Regions from separate parts of the Homo sapiens genome. Here region 2 is linked to region 1. A link is a loop called in an ENCODE intact Hi-C map of the cell type or tissue named here. Cell type or tissue: heart right ventricle. All regions are shown on one strand. Links, peaks and the distances in the headings refer to the core of each region. The heading gives the core; the rest is flanking DNA. Region 1 overlaps LOC100996549 (a long non-coding RNA gene). Region 2 holds the start of LOC101929643 (a long non-coding RNA gene).

Region 1 (5,374 bases), core at 250-5,249:
TGGTCTCATAACTCTGCTTGGCTATGACAACAGTGACCTTTGTATGATCAACTTTCACAGTGGCCACAGGAGAAGCCAGATTTGAGCCCATGCCCATGCCTTCTGGCTGGCTTTCTCTCCCTTGCTCCTGGCAGGGCAATGCAGGGTGAGTGACAGAAGTGGACTCAGCTACAGGCAACATTGAGTGATCTAGGTTCCAAGTATGGCACTTTATCCGTTGTCTTATCAACATAAAGATACAGCGCTTTGAAATTTTGTCAAATTCAGGTTTGAGCAGCCTGATGCAGAAATTCCTGGGTCAGGGACTCCAGGGCGGGGATTTGGAGGGGTGAGCTGGCTGCAAAGTCTCTGGTCAATGTGGGTTCTGGAAAAGAAAGAAAGAAGGAAGGGAGTCTCCTCACTTCACCTCTCTGGTCTCTCCAACAGTGTCCACCGTTCTGAGCCCTCAGCTGCCTGTAGCTCTTTACAGAACAGACCCCACCCTGCTTTGTATCCAACTTTGTATCCAGCATCTCAGATGTTGCCACAAGGGGCAAAACCAGGGGTTGGGTGACTCCCTAGCCAGAACTCCAAGGCTACACATAGCTATTTAGACAAAAGAAGTGTGCTTATTTATTTGCTTTAGGATGCAATTTCATGAGTGACATTTAGCATTTGTTGAGCCCCTATGTTTACAAAGTGCTTCCACCCACATGGTCTCATTGGACCACCTGTGAGGGAGCACAATGTGACCTCCACCTTAAGGACTGAGTGTGGGAGTTGACCAGGAGCCCAGGACTGTCCAACTCCTATTCTAGGGGGTTCTTTACATCCACAGAGGTTTTGAAACCCAGGAGCATGCCTTCCGGAGCACTTAAATTGCATTTGATGTTTAATGACTCTTATTTACTTATCACAAATACAATTTTTAGTGATACGAGAGCCAAGTCACAAAGACTAGATTAAACATTACTCTCTTCTGTTGCATTGGCTTCTCTACATCATGGTAACAGGTTGTCAGGTTCAACTGCAGCATTGCTGTTAGAGGCAAAGGTAGGCAGGAAGCTCATTCTTGCAATCCCTAGAACTTTAGTAAAAACTCAAAGATATCTATTTTTCTAACCAGATACTATTAGCTTTATTTTGCATCCATTCATTTACTGAAGCCTACATGTGTTTCAGTAACTATGCTAAAAGATTCTGTTTGTCCCTATTTAAGGGCACTCTTAGTTCAGTGGGAGTTGGTGGCAGTGGCAGATATGTACAGTTACAAGGTGATGCAATGACAGTGACAGGCAGAGGGAGGTCTGGGAGCACAGAGGGGAGGCACCTAATCCAGCCTGGTTATATCAGGGAGGGCTTCTTGGAGGAGGTGACATCTGAGTTTCTCAAAGGAGAAGGTAGCCAAGGGAAGGAAAAGAAGATGCAGGAAGTAGAGAGAGGCTGTTGAAGGAACTGGGGCACGGGAGCATTGGGTACTCAAACAAGGAGTGGTTTGCGGAGACGGACCTTAGGGAACACAGTGGATGTGGGAAAAGCTCAGCCCAGCCCTCTGTCATGGGTTTTGTATGCTGAGCCACTGGGAGACTTAAAAAAAGAAGACCTTTTATAAAGAGCAGTTTTAGGTTTACAGCAAAATTGAGCAGAAGGTACAGAGAGTTCCCATAGAGCCCCTGCCCCCACCAGAGTTGTACATTTGTTACAATAATAAGCTTGCATTGACACATCATGTTCATCCCACTGGAAGATTCTGAGCAGGGAAAACATTTTCACATTACCTTTTACAAAGTCTTCTTCCTGGCACTGAGTCACAGTCGTTTTTAAACAATTAATGGTGTAGGTTGCTACTTAGCATTTCCCCAGAGCAAATGTTTCTATGATCTCCAAAAGACAGAGGATATGATGTCTTCTTGCCCCACCCTGTAGATCTGTAAACCTAGAACAATGGCTGGTCATAGCAGATGCTTAGAAAGTAGAGGAGGGTAGAGGCGGGAGGAAAGCAGGGGTAGAAAGAAGGACTAGAGGAGGGTAGAGGCGGGAGGAAAGCAGGGGTAGAAAGAGGGAGTAGAGGAGGGTAGAGGCGGGAGGAAAGCAGGGGTAGAGAGAGGGAGGGAGAAAGATAGCCACAAGGTCTCTTGTGTATTTCAGAAACATCATTCTGGCAGCAAACAGAGGAAAGATGGCAGAGGGTGTGGCTTGTGGTCAGGGACAGTTAGGAGACTACTGTCATGCTCCAGGTGCAAAGCGCAAGTGGTCTGAGTAGGTGGCCGCGGTGGAGAGAAGGGGACATCGAAAAGGTGGGATCTACCCCACCAGGTGCCTGAGGGTGTGAGTGCAGTAGAAAACCACTGGGAAGTTTTCAAGGCCCAGGCCCAGCTCTCAGTCTTCTCTGAACCATCGAACTAGAGGGAGAGTTTGTAAGGACTCCAAAGGGAAAGAGAACACGGGAGGGAAGGAGGGTTGGGGAGGGTCAGGTAGGATGCTTAAGGTGGATTGAGTTTGAAATATACAAGCTAAGAAAAATGTCAGATGGTTCTTGTTTATTGTCTAAAGAGTAGAGGGGAGAAAAACAGAAAACAGACGTTTATGTTGTTGAGTGTTAGACAAAAGGCCCCACGTCCCCTGCTTCTGAGTGAGAATGACGATGTGCTGTAGGATGACAGGGCCCTTTGGAGGTTCTGTCTGCAAGATAATCTGTTTGCAGATGAGCTCCAGGCACGGGGAAGGTGCGTGGTGTCAGTGTGGCTTGCTGAACTCACAGCAAGCCATTTCAGGGATGCTGGGACGGAAGCCGCCCTCCCTTTCCTGCCTCTGCTTCCAAGTTCTTTCTCTGCAGCCCTGTCAACGCGCCGCCTTTGCTTCATAGCACATCTCCTAATGGGCTCTGGCGGTGCTGAGGCAGCCTTCATATTCCATTTGTTCCTTGGATAATAAGCTTAGCCTCGAAGCCAAAAGAGAAAGCCCTGATGACTATTAAATACACATGCACGGGGCTGACTGCTCCCCAAAACCCCCAGCTGGACATCGCACCAGCTCAGCAAGGCCATTTGCATCCAGGCAAATGGCCCTCAGTGACTAATAGAAATCCACCTCTATCTTGGCAAGGAAGGCCTTCAGCATGCAGCATTAATTTGGTTTGCACAGTGGGATGGAACACATCTTTAGTTCCTTTTAGGGAACTGACTTACGCTTTCTCCAAAGGGTGCTTCCTGGGGGCTCCCAGACATTGGAAGTGCTGGGTGTAACTCGTCTCAGGGGCTCCCTAGTCCCAAGCACAATCTGCCTTATTTTTTTTTTCCAGTTTTACCGCTCAGAGAGGATTGTGATGACGAGGTCACCTGGATCCTAATAACGCTTCAAGTCATCATTAGGGATTGATGCATTTGGCCTGGCATGGACAGCACCGCTGCAGCTCACAGCCAGAATGATTCTGTCTGGCTTCCCCCTCCACACCAGAAGTCTGGAAATGCAGCCTGTTCTTTTCCATTTGGAGTCCCGGGATCTGGGTTATTATTGCCAAAGGCAAAGGAATGAGTTTCTAGAATTATAACTTGGAGGAGCAATGCACCAGGGAGTAAACCTAGGAAGTTTCCAGAAAGCTAGAAGGTGATTATCTCCACAGTGTACTCTGAATGTGAAAACCCAACTAACAGAACATTCAGACGTAAGTGCAGGACTCCTCAGCCTGTCTCCACCAGGACTTTTAGTCAGTCTAGGAGGGCAAGAAAGATCACTTCAATTTTAGGATCTTACTGCACTCTTGGGGCAAAAATAAGCCTGTGGCCTTCGGGGGTCTCCAAGACACCTGCTCAATAAGGATGTTTAGTCTCAACCTCCAGAATGAACTAGGCTCAATTCAAATAAAATTGGTGAGGACCCACTAGTGCCGGGTGGGAGGTGACTAAGGTGGGTACAGGGGAAGGGATGTCCTCAGTCCTATGGTCATGGGCTTGCTGGCTGGGCCCTCACCCCAGAGAGCAGTCGCCCAGGGGCTGCAGCACCAGAAGGCCTTCCCCACTGTTAAAGCCTAAGGCCTTGTCCGGGAAGACTAAGGCCTGGAGGAAATCACCTGGCGAAGAACTGGGACTAAAGGGCTGTGCTTTGTGCCAGGATCAGGCATTTTCCAGGTTTTCTGAGCAGATCGTGTGGTACATGGGCAGGGCCAGCACATACGGTTGTGCATGTTGTCCACTGTGCAAGGACATCCAGCTGAAAGGTGAGCGAGGGCTAGATTCCAGCATGCCTGCCGCTCACCACACTGTGTGCCCATGGTGTTGCGTCTGTCCAGAAGGGGCATCCTTCTCTAAGTCACACAGACAGACCCTGTGGGCTCGCTAGGGCCCTGGACATGAGGAGAATGAAACACCCCAGGGAAGGGGTCAGCGAGATTTGGCTGAGCAGCACAGGGCTGCAGACAGGATGGAAAATACTCCCTTTACCACACTGGCTGCCTTGCCTTTGGTGCTTTGGAAGGGAATTGCAGGAATTAATAACCAAACTCACTCTATTCCATTCCTAGCACCTTGTACACATTCATGGCCATGTTAACTCTACCTATGCCTCCTCCTGGGCTTGCGTGCAGTTATTCCCAGCGAATCCCTGCAGGTGCTGTAAGAGACAGATCTCTGCACAGGCGGCTCGTCCTGCCAGCTGGAGTCAAGGTTATCTCATCCAGGCTGGCCAAAACCCATAAGCAGCCCTCTTTCAGAATTCTGCCTGCTGTGCTACCTAAATATAGTTCATGTTACCTGTCTTTTAAAAATATTTCTAGCCTCTCTTTTTTCCCCTGTATATTCATGATTTAATTTTGTATGCCACTTTTTTCCGTTGCTACATGCTAAGCATTTTCCATAGTGCCACGTCATTTCCACACTGCCCTGTGTCATTATGGCTGTATTATCGCCAGCTAAGCAGGGCTCTGTAGTCTGACTAATCATTATCAAATGGTTTACTTAGCAGACACATGTCCCCCTGGTAGGAAATGTTAAGTGAGGGGTAGAAGATCTCTCCTCAACTCTGTTCTATTCAACATTTTTGCTGATAGCCAAGATGAAGGTGTAGCATGCAGACCACTCAACAAATTGGCAAAAGACACAGAACTGGAAAGGGTAATACATTGTTTGGACAAAGTAATCAAGATTCAAGATTGCCCAGCAATGCTTCCCTGGAAGCTTCTTCTTACCTACCCCTGTCTGCATAGGGTTTTGTCAGAAAACATTTTAAATGGTCCACTTTCAAGGCATGATAAATCTAAGCACTGGCAGCCAGCCCGTGAATGTAACAAATGGCACAGCTCATGCACCTGGAAGGTCTTGATAAACAAACAGAATGTAGAAGAGGGGTCAGCCCATAAAAGGGAAGAAAGTTCTATTATTGGGAAATTGAAACTTAAGAG
Region 2 (5,374 bases), core at 270-5,269, 200 kb before region 1:
TCTTTAGGTCAAATAAAGCTATTTTAAATATTTCATTCTCGGCTGGGCACGGTGGCTCACGCCTGTAATCCTAGCACTTTGGGAGGCTGAGGCAGGTGGATCACCTGAGGTCAGGAGTTCAAGACCATCCTGGGCAACATGGTGAAACCCCGTCTCTACTAAAAATACAAAAATCAGCCAGGCGTGGCAGCATGTGCCTGTAATCCAAGCTACTTGGGAGGCTGAGGCAGGAGAATCACTTGAACCTGGAAGGCAGAGGTCGCAGTGAGCTGAGACACTGCTACTACACTTAAAAAAAAAAAAACAAAAACTCTGCAGAAGCAATAGTTAATATACTTAGTGGTGTTAAAGGAAACTGTCCAGCTCAATCCCTCACTCTCTCTCCTTTGAACTAGTCCCTATCATTCCCATAATACCTGAAGTGACTTTCTTACCTCTGCTTCCTCTCCACCAGTACCTCTACCTGTCTTCCATAACACCAGCTAAATGTCTCCTATCCATGGGCTTTTTCTTGGTTCTTTTATAGCCCGTCCTTCATTTTATCTTGCATTGTTGCTTCTTGATGGTATTTTGGTATTTTCTACCAAAGCACAAGTTCGTAAAGGTGAGGACCCTACTACCTTCCATATCAAATAAGTGTTCTGCCTAAGGCAGTTAACAGTTATTTATGAAACAAATATCATTATCTGACATACAGCCAGATACCTCACAATTTCCCTCATCTAAATAAATTAGACAATTTAATGCTTATAGCGGCAGAATTGTGTCTCCCCTGCCCAAGAAAATAAGTTCAAGTCCTAACCCCTGGTATTATGAATGTGATCTTATTTGGAAACAGGGTCTTTGCAGATGTAATCAAGTTAAGATGAGGTCATACTGGATTAGGCTGGGCCCTAAATCCAATGACTGATGTCCCTGTAAGAAGAGAAGTGACACAGAGACACACAGAGAGAGCACCGTGAGATGATGGATGCAGAGATTAGAGTTATACACCTACAAACTGAACACCAAAGAGCGCCACGACACCAGAAGCCAGGAAGAGGCAAGGAAAAGACTCTTCCCCTGGGCCTTCAGAGGGAGCATGGCCCTGCAGACACCCTGATTTTGGACTTCTGGCCTCTAGAACGGAGAGAATAAATTTCTCTTGGTTTTTATTTTATTTATTTTTATTTTTTATTTTTTGGTTTGTTTGTTTTGTTTTTTTGAGACAGGTTCTCTCGCTCTGTCACCCAGGCTGGAGTGCAGTGGCGCCATCTCGGCTCACTGCAGCCTCGATTTCCTGGGCTCCAGCAATACCCCCACCTCAGCCTCCTGAGTAGCAGGGACTACAGGCACATGCCAGCCACCACGCCTGGGTAGTTTTTTTAGTTTTGGTAGAGACAAGGTTTCCCATGTTGCCCAGGCTAGTCTCAAGCTCCTGAGCTTAAGCAATCTACCCCACTGCGGCCTCCCAAAGTGCTAGGATTACAGGTGGAGCCACCGCACCTGGCCATTTATCTTATTTTAAGCTATCCAGTTTGTGACAACTTATCACAGCAGCGCTAAGAAAATATTACAATGCTTATGGAACACAGCCTAAGGTTACCTCCCCTTCTGCCCTTCTGCCTTTTCTCCTGAAATTCCTCTTGCCTGGAATATCCTTGCTCTATGTATCCAGCTATGAAAAACCTAAGCATCCTTCACTGGCATCTGAACGTTCTACTCACTGGCATCTGAACATTCTGATTTGTAGATTGCAGGTCTGCACCATTTTTTAGTAGTCTTAGTCTTTTAAAGATCCCATTTATTTTGTCACAGTTCTGGAGGCCAGAGTCCAAAATCAAGCTGTCAATTATGCAAATATTTGGTCCTTCAAAGCCATTCTTACATAGGGTGATGGAGTCAGGTAACCAGCAGAGAGCAGGGAGACTGTAAAATTACATCTTTTTCTATTCCTGGCTACTTCTGAGTTCTGATAGTAAATCTCTTGTGATTTAATCATTATTCTTTTTTGTTTTTGAGACAGGGTCTAGCTCTGTCACCCAGGCTGGAGTGCAGTGGTGTGAACATGGCTCACTGCAGCCTCGACCTCCCGAGCTCAGTGATCCTCCCACCTCAGCCTCCTGAGTAGCTGTAACCACAGGCACGTGCTACCAGGCCCAGCTAATTTTTTTTTTTTTGAGATGGAGTCTCGCCCTGTTGCCCAGGCTGGAGTGCAGTGGCGTGATCTCAGCTCACTGCAGCCTCTGCCTCCCAGGTTCACCCCATTCTCCTGCCTCAGCCTCCTGAGTAGCTGGGATTACAGGCGCACCACCACATCCAGCTAATTTTTGTGTGTGTATATATATATATATTTTTTTTTAGTAGAGATGGGGTTTCACCATGTTGGCCAAGTTGGTCTCAAACTCCCGACCTCAGGTGATCCACCCACCTCAGCCTCCCAAAGTGCTGGGATTACAGGCGTGAGCCACTGCACCCAGCCAATTTTTTAATTTTTTTATAGAGATAGGGTCTTGCCTTGTTGCCCAGGTTGTTCTCAAACTCCTGGGCTCAAGCAATCCTCCCGCCTTGGCCTCCTAAAGTGCTGGGATCACAGGCATGAGCCACTGTGCCTGGCCTGATTTAATTCTTCTTCTTCACCTGATCCAGTTTTCTCCATGAAGACTTGAGACCAAGTCACAGTAGGTTTGGACCCAAATGTATGCTGCTCCTCTCTCCCCATGTTCTTTGCTTCTGTTCTTAGCCTGGGGTAAAGTCCTCCTTGTCCTGGGCCAGACATACTGTCAAGAGAAAGCTTGGTATTGGACTGACTCCATTTAAAGAACCTTATTTTATGAATCTGTCCCAGGAAAATATAGTAACTCGTTAACAGTTTTGAATGATTTGTTCTTTGCTTTTTGGCAAATTTCAGTTTATCCTTGCTAGAGGGAAAACAATAAAATCCACAAGTAATTCCCAATTTTCAACCTAGCCCAGCAATTTAACCTCCTCACTCACTTTGCCAAGGCTACTAATAAGTAGCTGTGTGCCTGGCCTGCTTTCCTTCTCTCCTCTCCCTGGTCCTGCCCATTGGCAGGGAGCCTCTTGTGAGTCATAAGATGACCAAGAGATCACACGGCGAGAGACTGAAAGAAAAGCAGCAAAGCCCTGGGTAATCAAGGCCCTAAACGGAAAGTGTCAGGATCTTGGGGTAAGTGGCTTTTATATCTTTGAAACTGCTCAGTAATTTTCCAGAGAGATGTTGGTTGGAACCCAGTGGAGTTGTGCCCCGCCCATAGTTAATGCTCAATAAGTTTATTAAGTCAAGAAACAAATTTAGGCTTGGCGAGTCCTGCCTGATGACAGGTAAACCCATCCTTATACAAGAATGGATCATTTACCCACCTCGCTTAGGAAAAAGAGGAGGTTATCAGGTTGTTAAGAAACGGGGCCAGGTCCAGGGCCAGGGCCGGGCACGGTGGCTCACACCTATAATCCCAGTACTCTGGGAGGCCAAGGTGGGTGTATCACTTGAGGTCAGAAGTTCAAGACCAACCTGGCTAACAAGGTGAAACTGTCTGTACTAAAAATACAAAAATTGGCTGGGCACAGTGGCTCACGCCTGTAATCTCAACACTTTGGGAGGCCGAGGCAGGCAGATCACCTGAGGTTGGGAGTTCGAGACCAGCCTAACATGGAGAAACCCTGTCTCTACTAAAAATACAAAATGAGCAGGGCGTGATGCCACATGCCTATAATCTCAGCTACTCAGGAGGCTGAGGCAGGAGAATCACATGAACCCGGGAAGCAGAGGTTGCAGTGAGCTGAGATGGCGCCATTGTACTCCAGCCTGGGCAACAAGAGCAAAACCCCTTCTCAAAAAAAAAAAAAAAAATTAACTGGATGTGGTGTCATGTGCCTGTAACCCCAGCTGCTCGGGAGGCTGAGGCAGGAGAATCGCTTGAACCCGGGAGGCAAAAGTTGCAGTGAACCAAGATTGCACCACTGCACTCCAGCCTGGACAACAGACAGACCAAGACTCCGTCTCAAAAAAAAAAAGAAAGAAAAAAAAAGAATCTGGGCTGGACACAGTGGCTCATGACTATAATCCCAGTACTTTGAGAGGCCGAGGCAGGAGGGTCACTTAACCCCAGGAGTTCAAGACCAGACATAGTGAGACCCTGTCTCTACAAAAAATAAAAAAATTTTTGTAGATTTTTTATCTACAAAAATCTGGGCGTGGTGGTGGATGCCTGTGGTCACAGCTACTCAGGAGGCTGAGGCAGGAGGATCACTTGAGCCTGAGAGGTCGAGGCTGCAGTGAGCTGAGATCGTGCCACTGCACTCCATCCTGGGTGACAGAATGCAACCCTATCTCAAAAAAAAAAAAAAAAAAAAGAACCTGCTAACCTGCTACTCTAGACCCCCTGCCTTGAGGACGGTGGCATTCACATTGCAGCTATTGTGAAAAATGTCCCCAGAGTTTACAGGCTACAAGCTAACAGTGGCACTCCGACTGGGAGCCCAGAGGGCAGGCTCTAGGATCCTGATCAATGAGATCTGCTTATGAAAACATCTTAAAACCTGGACTACAGAAAAAAGCACTCTTGCTTCCATACTGTTCAGATTATGTATGCAAAACGAGTAAGAACTGCCCAGCCAGTGTGCCTCTCTGCTTAATATAGAGCTTAGAAGTCCTCTAATTCTGTTTTGTTTTGTTTTCTGAGACAGGGTCTCACTTTGTTGCCCAGGCTGGAATGCAGTGGTATGAACATGGTTTACTGCAGCCTCGACCTCCTGCGCTCAAGCGATCCTCCCACCTCAGCCCACAGAGTAGCAGGGACTACAGGCACATGCCACCATGAGGTTTTGCCATGTTGCGCAGACTGGTCTTGAACTCCTGGGCTCAAGCAGTCCTCTGGCCTCAGCCTCCCAAAGTGCTGGGATTACAGGTGTGAGTCAGAAGTTCCCTAATTCTGATATGTGTGGTCACTACGCAGTTCTGTGCTTTGCTTCCAAAGGACTGATCACCTTGAAGAACCAGAATATAAAGAGGTTACGTTGGGGGAACATTACCATTTATTTATTGGCTTACTCTGAAAGACAAGTAAGTTAGTGCAGAATCACAACGTTGGCTCATTATTGGTATCATGGGCAGCCTGCAATGTTTGCTCATCATATCTATCTAGTTATATATTGATTATTTACATTCTGCTTTGTTCAATAAATAATTTGAAAGCATACATCCATTAAAAACTTCAGGGCCGGGCGCGGTAGCTCACACCTGTAATCCCAGCACTTTGGGAGGCCGAGGTGGGCAGATCACGAGGTCAGGAGATCAAGACCATCCTGGCTAACACAGTGAAACCCTGTCTCTACTAAAAATACAAAAAAATTAGCCAGGCGTGGTAGCAGG

What was found. Peaks named below come from ENCODE experiments on the same cell type or tissue, not always from the same donor. Only the 100,000 strongest peaks of a DNase experiment are listed, where the experiment ranks them.
Region 2: a loop joins it to region 1, with 4 times the contacts of the local background. A loop is called at or near these places in 26 of 110 quality-filtered maps.

Annotation. Positions count from the first base shown.
Region 1 is chr2:9,758,936-9,764,309 of GRCh38, forward strand. LOC100996549 (a long non-coding RNA gene) reads right to left here. Exons shown (of 3, transcript XR_241267.4): 3 at 1-364. Among named protein-coding and RNA genes, the nearest start is that of TAF1B, 82 kb to the right of the region's middle. RefSeq lists an enhancer at 4,725-5,019. In heart right ventricle, for the core only: no CTCF peak of the experiment used is centred there; a DNase peak (open chromatin) is centred at 2,816; H3K27ac peaks cover 4,735 bases.
Region 2 is chr2:9,562,542-9,567,915 of GRCh38, forward strand. It overlaps LOC101929643 (a long non-coding RNA gene), which reads left to right and starts at 2,541. Exons shown (of 3, transcript XR_922777.3): 1 at 2,541-3,169. In heart right ventricle, for the core only: no CTCF peak of the experiment used is centred there; a DNase peak (open chromatin) is centred at 3,060; H3K4me3 peaks cover 817 bases; H3K27ac peaks cover 1,590 bases.